Regions from separate parts of the Homo sapiens genome. Here region 1 is linked to region 2. Evidence: read pairs that join two places in POLR2A ChIA-PET (ENCODE). Cell type or tissue: MCF 10A. All regions are shown on one strand. Links, peaks and the distances in the headings refer to the core of each region. The heading gives the core; the rest is flanking DNA. Region 1 has its middle 70 kb from the start of COPRS. Region 2 has its middle 99 kb from the start of MIR365B.

Region 1 (4,391 bases), core at 66-4,065, 110 kb before region 2:
TAGGCCAGGTGCAGTGGCTCATGCTTATAATTCCAACACTTGGGAAGGCAGAGGTGGGAGGACTACCTGAGGCAGGAGTTTGAGACCAGTATGGGCAACATAGCAAGACCCTGTCTCTACAAAAAACAAGAACAAAACTAATCAGGCATGGTGGCGCACACTTGTAGTCCTAACTATTCAGGAGGCTGAGGAGGGAGGATTGCGTGCGCTCGGGAGGTTGAGGCTTCAGTGAGCTATGATCGCGCTGGAGTGCAGCCTGGACAACAGAGTGAGACCTTGTCTCAAAGAAACAAACAAAACCAAACAAAACCACAATACCATTTTCACACCTACAAAAAATGAACATATTCTCTAATATCATGAAATCTCTATTAAGATGTTCATATTCTAATTGTATTATAATTTTGATGACTTTTACACATAAAATTTGTTTTAAAACACTTTAAGTTTCCTTCTTCCATCTAAGAAGATGTCACACTCATCTAGAGACCAGCTCAAGTTCGGCTCAGGGAACATTTAGGTCTTCCTACTGTGTTGCGGTTCACTGACTTTGGAAGTTTCACTGACGATGGTGGAAGTAACGAGTTACAGCACTGGTCCCATCTCGCACTGAGTTGGGTTCAAGCACATCTGGTGAACTAGTGGGGCATCTCTGCACAGTGAACCCGTTAAAGGAAGTGTCAGGAACCAGCCTTGACAGCTTGGCCTAGCAAGCGGAGCAAGGAGTGATGCTGGGTACTGTGTGGCCACTGTCCCTCTGATTTGTCCCTTGGCTTTGTCTCATTTTGAGTGAAAACTGTGAGGACAAATTCTAAAACTGTTTAAGATGTTGGGGGCATGAGCGGAGTAGAGTTGGTACCCCCATAAGAGAAAGGCGGGGAGTGGTGTGGTGCTCTCCACCAGACCCCCTTGGTCAGAGACTGGTAAGGTGGGCAGAGGAGGGGGCAGGATTTCTGTAGGTGCAGTGTCATCACAGGGGAATCCCTGGAGCCAGAGGAGGGGAAATCCCTTCAAACACCACCCAGACACTACCCCGCTTGTTTGTGAGCACATTGGAGATGGCCCCTGGGGAATGCAAGCTACTTGATGAAGGTAGGGAAGTACTGAACACGACTCTGTGAAGGTTCTTATTACCCCACCTTCCATGTGTGAGAACTGAGTTCAAATGGAGGGAAGAGTCACGCAACCAGGAAGCAAGGTGTCTTTTCATTTTTATTTATTTACTTATTTATTTTTTGAGACAGAGTCTCACTCTGTTGCCCAGGCTGCAGTGCATTGGCATGATCTGGGCTCACTGCAACCTCTGCCTGTGGGTTCAGCCTCCCAAGTAGCTGGGATTACAGGTGTGCACCACCACACCCAGCTAATTTTTGTATTTTTATTTATTATTTGTTTATTTATTTATTGAGATGGGGTCTTGCTCTGTTGCCCAGGCTGGAGTGCAGTGGTATAATCTCAGCTCACTGCAACTTCTGCCTCCCCGGCTCAAGTGATCCTCCTACCTCGGCCTCCTTAGTAGCTGGGACTACAGGCCTACTCCAACATGCCTGCTAATTTTTTGTATTTTCAGTAGCGACGGGGTTTTACCATGTTGCCCAAGCTGGTCTTGTGAACTCAAGTGATCTGCCCGCCTCGGCCTCTCAAAGTGTTGGGATTACAGGCGTGAGCCACTGTGTCTGGTCATGAGATGTGTTTAAATTCAAAGCCATCCTTCTCTCACTCTAATAATGGTTGCCACACAGAAGGGGAATGCTTTAGGAGAAGAATGCTGATGGGCTGAGTCTGTATCAGGGACCATCTGGAGACCATAAGCTGTTGCTCATCTTAACCTTCAAAACCATTCTATGAGGTCACTTTTATCCTTATTCTACAGATAGGGAAATGAGGCTCAGTTTTACTAACTTCAAAGCTCACAGTCATGGTCAAAATAGTTCATTGGATATTTCTTGGGAACATTTGGCTTTGGTTCGTGGTTCAGGAAAAAAATTGTCTTTAGATTTTCATTTCAGGGTTCAGAGAGGCTGGTTCTTTCTCATTTGGGGTTCAAGATTTAGTTTGAATATTAGGCCCTAGGAGCCTCTGGTTCTTCATAAGTGTTAAATAGATTAAATGCCATAAAGGTGACATTGAGATACTTGGGCATGTTGGGGCAGTGAGCTTTGGCTCTGGCCCGTGGCTCTAGGAGGATGGTAGCTGGTATCCATCGAGATGGATGGTGGCTGTGGGGTGTGAATGCTGAGTGATGACTTGTATTAAAGTGGATGTGGGCAAATAAAAATGAATTTTGCTTGGAACCACTTTTTATCAGGTGGCTTTCCATGCAGGATGATGTTTCACATGCATAGGCAACCTGGACCTGAGCTGGGGTGGAGTTGGGGCAGACGAGCTGTGTCTTCTCTGCCCTTTCTGATTCCAGGGCGAGGGCTGTGCCAGGAAGTGCTTCTCAGCCACTTCTCCTTAGGCACCTTTAAAGGAGCCTTTCCCCACCCCAGTCTGACTCAGAAAGTGGGGAGAAATGCCAGAGGCAGATGGAGCCAGGCACAGGCCCGGGCAAAACGTGTGAGGCTGAGTGTTTCCAACAGCAAGACACTGGAAGTGATGCAAGTGCTCAGCAGTCAAAAAGGAGAGGATGAAAGCATTCCAGTGCCCAGCCTGCACCTCAGTTGTTGTAATCACGATTCCCTGCCTCCAGTCTGGCAACTCCCCCAGCCATCATTTAATCACTCAGCAAGTATCTATCAAGCACTTATCCTGTACTGGGAAGGGCATGTTGACTGCTACTTGCTCAGCCCCCTGTTTCATTCCCCTGTGACCCTCGAAGATTCCTTTAAGTGACCAGGCAAGCCCTCCATGCCACCACTCCCTAAAAGTAGGCTCCATCTGGGCGGCTTCAGTGTGCAACCTACACAACTGTACACAGGAGCCCTGCCTCAGGCACCCATGGTGTCAATCACAGTCTTACTGCACATATAAGTACTCTGTAAACTGCATGAAGGTTAGGCTATTCCTCTTACTACTATTGTATGAGACGTCTGGGATCCTGTTCTAGAAATGTTCCTGTCATATCTCAATAGACCCCAAGAATTGTCTCCTTGTCTGAAATTTCCTGCAGTCAGCAAGCTTCCTCTCTAGGGTTCCAGGACCTTAGAATCCCCCTCTTCCCCAGCCTCTGCCTTCACTTCCTGCATCCACACAGGGGAAGGGAAGGGAACCCATGCCCTTTTATGTGTCAGGCCCATGCTGAGAAATTTACAGAGTATTCTATTTAATTTTCAACAACTTCTAGAGAAGTAGGTATTGCCACCCCCATTTTAGGATAAACTGAGATTTTTTTCTTTTTTTTTTCTTTAGGGAGAAACTGAAGCTCAAAGACATGAAATCATTTTCTTTAGATCATGCGTATGTGAAGTGGCAGACCCGGATTTGAACTTGAATTCCGTAAGACTTCAAACCCTGAAACTGTGTAGCTTCATATCCTGGCTCTTCTGCCTACTATTGTGTGTACCTTGGGAAATTACTAAATCTCTTGATGCTTCTCTTTCAATCTTGGTAAAATGAGGGCGATAATAATTCTTGCCTCTCCAGGCAGTTAGGAGGATCAAAGGAGTTGAAACAAGTAAAACACTGTGAGACCGGCACACTCAATGAATATTGGCTCTTATCATCATCATCATCATCATCATCATCATCATCATCATCATCATCATTATTACTATTACTTCTCCAAGACACTTACATGACTTGGGATAATTGTTACATTTATAGAAGCAGCCCCAGGATTAAATGCTTCTTCGTCTTGGAAGCCTTGGGCCAATTTGATAACAACGGGCTTTGTATTTTCAAATATGAGAAATATCTAGAATAAACTCCCAAATGTCACAGTGGAGACTCTGTCCAGGCCGGTGATGACTCTTCCAGAGCAGCACAGGGGAGATGAGGGTGTTTTCCAGTGATGTGATTGGGTCACACAGGCCTCAAGTCATCTCTGAAAGAAATAAAAGGGAACTTGGATTTGAAAGGACATGGTGGGTCTTAAGAGATCTCTGCTTATGGTTTAAAAATTGTGTCCAATTTTCATTGCTCCATTGATTTGCGCTTCTTGGAGTTGGTTGGATGAAGTCCTCCTTAGAGGCAGGGGAATGGATTGGATGTTCGGTCCCTATGACTTCTCTCCTGTATTTTCTTCATGCTTTGAAATAATAATCCATTTCATAGTATAGTGGGTTCAGATGGCAGATCATAGACTCAGGTATTGTGGACAGACCAATCATTGTGTCCACAGCTTGACCCTGGTGGAAGGCTGTAACCCTGATGGCAAAGCCCTGGAGTCTCCCAAACCAGTCAGGGGTCCCTGCCTCTTCCCAACTTCTTTTTTTATTATTATTTTTTTA
Region 2 (4,391 bases), core at 248-4,247:
CCCAGCTTCCTGCCCCTTTCTGCTCATACCTGGATCATGCTCATTTTCATCCTCCCACCTGTCTCTACTCACCTTTCTCTCTTCCTTCCTCCCCACTCCTCCCTCCTCCCTCCTTCCTCCCATTTTTCTTTTTCTTCTTTCTTTTTTCTTTTCTTTTTTTTTTTTTTTTTGACAGAGTCTCACTCTGTCACCCAGGCTGGAGTACAGTGGTGCCATCTCAGCTCACTGCAATCTCGCCTCCCAGGTTCAAGTGATTCTCTCTGCCTCAGCCTTCCCAGTAGCTGGGATTACAGGTGTCCACCACCATATCCGGCTAGTTAGTTTTTTTTATTTTTAGTAGAGACTGGGTTTCACCATGTTGGCCAGGCTGGTCTCAAACTCCTGACCTCAGGTGATCTGCCCACCTTGGCCTCCCAAAGTGCTGGGATTACAAGCCTGAGACACCGTACCCAGCCCCATTTTTCTTTCATTCTATTTTTTCGTTCTCTCTCTTTCCTATCCTCCCCTCCCTCCCACCTTTCCTTCCTTCCTCCCTCCTTTCCTTTTTCCCTCCCTCCCTATCTTCCTCCCTCCCTCTCTCTTTTTCTCCCTCTCTCCCTCCCTCCCTCCCTCCTGAGAGGTGAAGCCGGCTGGGCTTCTGGGTCAGGTAGGGACTCCAAGAACTTTTCTGTCTATCTATAGGATTGTAAACACACCAATCAGCACTCTGTGTCTAGCTAAAGGTTTGTAAACGCACCAATCAGCACTCTGTAAAAACTCACCAATCAGTGCTCTGTGTCTAGCTAAAGGTTTGTAAATGCACCAATCAGCACCCTGTAAAAATGCACAAATCAGTGCTCAGTGTCTAGCTAAAGGTTTGTAAACGCACCAATCAGCACTCTGTAAAAACAGACCAATCAGCACTCTGTAAAATAGACCAATCAGCGCTCTGTAAAATGGACCAATCAGCAGGATGTGGGTGAGGCCAAATAAGGGAATAAAAGCTGGCCACCCCTCTGGTCACCTTCCAAGTTGTGGAAGCTTTATTCTTTGGCTAGCTGCAATAATTCTTGTTGCTGCTCACTCTTTGGGTCCGCACTACCTTTGTGAGCTGTAACACTCACCACAAAGGTCTGTAGGATCACTTCTGAAGCCAGTGAAATCACGAACCCACCAAGAGGAACAAACAACTCCAGACGTGCCACCTTTAAGAGCTGTAACACTCACTGCGAAAGTCTGTGGCTTCACTCCTGAAGTCAGCGAGACCATGAACCCACCAGAAGGAAGAAACTCTGGACATGTTTGAACATCTGAAGGAACAAACTCCAGACACACCATTTTTAAGAAATGTAACACACACCATGAGTGTCCACAAGTTCATTCTTGAAGTCAGCGAGACCAAGAACCCACGGGAAGGAACCAATGCTGGACACACTCCCTTCTTTCCTTCCCCACTCACTGTGCACTCCTCTGAGCCAAGCCCTGGTATGGAGAAGGTCCTGCCTTCCAGGGGTGCACCTCAGTGCTCTCCACACCTGGCTGAGCATCACAAGCACTTGGACAATCTACTTATTTCTGACATCTGGCTACACTCCAGAGTCTGAGTCAGATTCTCCCAGAGCAGGGCCTGGGCTTGACTATCTTGAAATCACTCCTGAGGTGATTCTGATGCAGCAAGCAGATCTGCACATGGGAGTGGAGAATCACCAGTTTGGAGGAAGTCTTAGGTGTGCTGAGGACAAAGAAAAAGAAGCAATCAACCCTAGGGTATGAAGCAGGAAGGGTCCACTGCTAGGAAACAGGACTTCACAGAGGAGATGACCGAAATCGGTTTTGAGGGATGTATAGGAGTTTGTCAGGAAGGCAGGGTTTGGATGGGAGTAGGAAAGGTGTTTTAGGTAAAGAAAGCAATTTCTACAAAGGCGTGGAGGCAGAAAACAGTGACATATTCGGGAAGCTGTAAAAAATTTAGTGTGGCTGGAGGGTCAGGCAGAGATACAGCTGGAGAAGTGCCAGAGGCAGGTCACCAGCAATGCAACAGCCCAGTTTGTCTTTACGTTTCCTCAGAAAACCCTTTCTGCCCCTTGATCATCATTTTTAGTTTCTGTGGACCCTTTCCCTGCATTTTTTCGAATGCCACGATGCCCAGAGGGACCTGTATTCTGCTGGCATCTAAAACCAGAGGAAATGGAGCCAGGGAATGTCATCCAATCTGAGTCTGTCCAATAGCCAGAAACTTCCCGAGGGGCCTAGGCATACAGCTACTGCGATGAGTAATGCACAGAACCCGCAAGACTAGGGTTTGAATTCCAGCCCTGCCTCTAAGCTGTGGAGCCTGGAATTGGGTATGGAACCATTCTGAACCTCATTTTCTTCTCTTTTCAAAACAGGATAGACACTGGAGGCATGGCTCTCCTGTGTCGATCCGCCAGTGCCTGGCACATTGTAGGCATGAAGCAAATGCAGCCTTCTTCCCTCCTTGCCTACTGCACTACACTCACCCACATCCAGTTGCTTTCCTCTAAGCCTGCAGAGCTGCCAGTTATCTCGGGTTTTTTGTTTTGAGATAAGGTCTCACCCTGCCACCCAGGCTGAGGTGCAGTGGTGTGATCACGGCTCACTGCAGCCTTAAACTCCTAAACTCAAGTGATCCTCCTGCCTTGCCTCTCCAAAAGCTACCACTACAGGCGTGCACCACCTCACCCAGCTAATTAAAAAGAGTATTTCTCATGCCTGTAATCCCAGCACTTGGGAGGCCAAAGCGGGTGGATCATCTGAGGCCATGAGTTTGAGACCAGCCTGGCCAACGTGGCGAAACCCTGTCTCTTCCAAAAAATACAAAAATTAGCCAGACATGGCAGTGTGTGCCTGTAATCCCACCTACTCAGGAGGTTGGGGCACAAGAATCCTTGAATCCGAGAGGTGTAAGGGGCAGTGAACTGAGGTCGTGCCACTGCACTCCAGCCTGGGCGACAGAGTGAGGCCCTGTCTCGAAAAAATTTTGTTCTCTTTTTGGTAGAGATGGGTTCTCGTTTTGTTGTCCATGTTGGACTTGAACTCCTGGCCCCAAGTGACCCTCCCTTCTCAGCCTCTCAAAGTGCTGGGATTACAGGTGTGTGCCAGCGTGCCCAGCTAATAACCTGTTTTTTTCTTTTGTTTTGTTTTGTTTTTTGAGACGGAGTCTCGCTCTGTTGCCAGGATGGAGTGCAGTGGCGTGATCTCAGCTCACTGCTACCTCTGCCTCCTGGGTTCAAGTGATTCTCCTGCCTTAGCCTCCCAAAGTGCTGGGATTACAGGCATGAGCCACCCGGCCGTAACCTGATTTTTAATGACATAATGTCCGGTATTGTTATTTAGATGAAAGCCGCATGACTGTGGTCAAGCCCCTCCTCCTCTGAACCTCAGCTTGCTCATCTGTGAAACGGGAAGAGTCATGTGGCAATGCCCGGGTTTTTGCAAGATCTAGACGTGTTGTCGCTGACCAGCAGCTGTCATCCCTTATGTGACCCTGCTCCCAGGTAACAGTGTGTGTGCAGGGATGAACTCATAACCTCCCTGGCCAATTGTGCCTTTCCTTGGACACTACTGAGTTGGGCCTCACCAGGAGGAGTGGTTTCTTCTGTGGGCAAAGCTGTGAAGGCAAGAGTCTGGAAACTGAGAGAAGACATCTTCCTCCACCACATGGAGAAGATGCTCTGTGATAAGAATCGGGACCACAAACTGGGAAGCAGCTCTGAGGGGCAGAGAGATCCTCAATGCACTTGAGTTCCTGATTCCAGTTCTAGGAGAGGTGAGCCAGACCCCTGCCTTCTTGCCCTTTGCACTTGATGATTACTTTTCTGGAAACTTTCCAGAATAATTTCATCCTTTTGCCTAATTAGTTCAAATTGGTTTTTTGTCTCTGGTACTGAAGACGAATCAGGTTTGTGTTACTAACCCGATTTTCAGGTGAGGAAACTGAAGTGCAGAGAAATCAAGTAGCTTGCCCAAAGTCACTCAGGGGGTAAAATCAGAGAAGGGATTTGGACTCAGGACCACCTTAGCCCAAAGCCCCTCCCCTGCCCTCAGTCCCACTCTGTGTCTTGTAAAACACAGCAGGCTCCCTGGAGAAGCAGCTCTGTTTCTTTCTGAATCAGCAGAAGCCAGTCAGGAAAAGAGAAATCATGCCAGGATCTCAACAGGGGAAATTTAATATGAGGATTTGGTTACACCTGGCAGGAAGAGAAAAAACAGAATACTGAGGAAAACCCAGAGAAAATAACTATAGAAAGCAGCCATCACCTTTAAGGCTGGGGGGATGAAAGGGAAGAAAACAGGAAACTAGGAGCTTGGAAGGGTGGAGCTTGGGCACTAAGAGCAGTGCTGGCCAGCTCCGAGGGTTCTTCTTTCTGAGCAGGCAGAGGAGGGCTGGC

What was found. ChIA-PET counts read pairs that join two places held together with the same protein. Peaks named below come from ENCODE experiments on the same cell type or tissue, not always from the same donor. Only the 100,000 strongest peaks of a DNase experiment are listed, where the experiment ranks them.
Region 1: POLR2A ChIA-PET joins it to region 2 with 5 read pairs; 1 of 35 experiments calls an interaction of 5 or more read pairs at or near these places.

Annotation. Positions count from the first base shown.
Region 1 is chr17:31,786,565-31,790,955 of GRCh38, reverse strand. No RefSeq gene overlaps it. Among named protein-coding and RNA genes, the nearest start is that of COPRS, 70 kb to the left of the region's middle. RefSeq lists an enhancer at 2,553-3,053. In MCF 10A, for the core only: no CTCF peak of the experiment used is centred there; a DNase peak (open chromatin) is centred at 2,545.
Region 2 is chr17:31,672,340-31,676,730 of GRCh38, reverse strand. No RefSeq gene overlaps it. Among named protein-coding and RNA genes, the nearest start is that of MIR365B, 99 kb to the right of the region's middle. In MCF 10A, for the core only: no CTCF peak of the experiment used is centred there; DNase peaks (open chromatin) are centred at 1,580 and 2,220.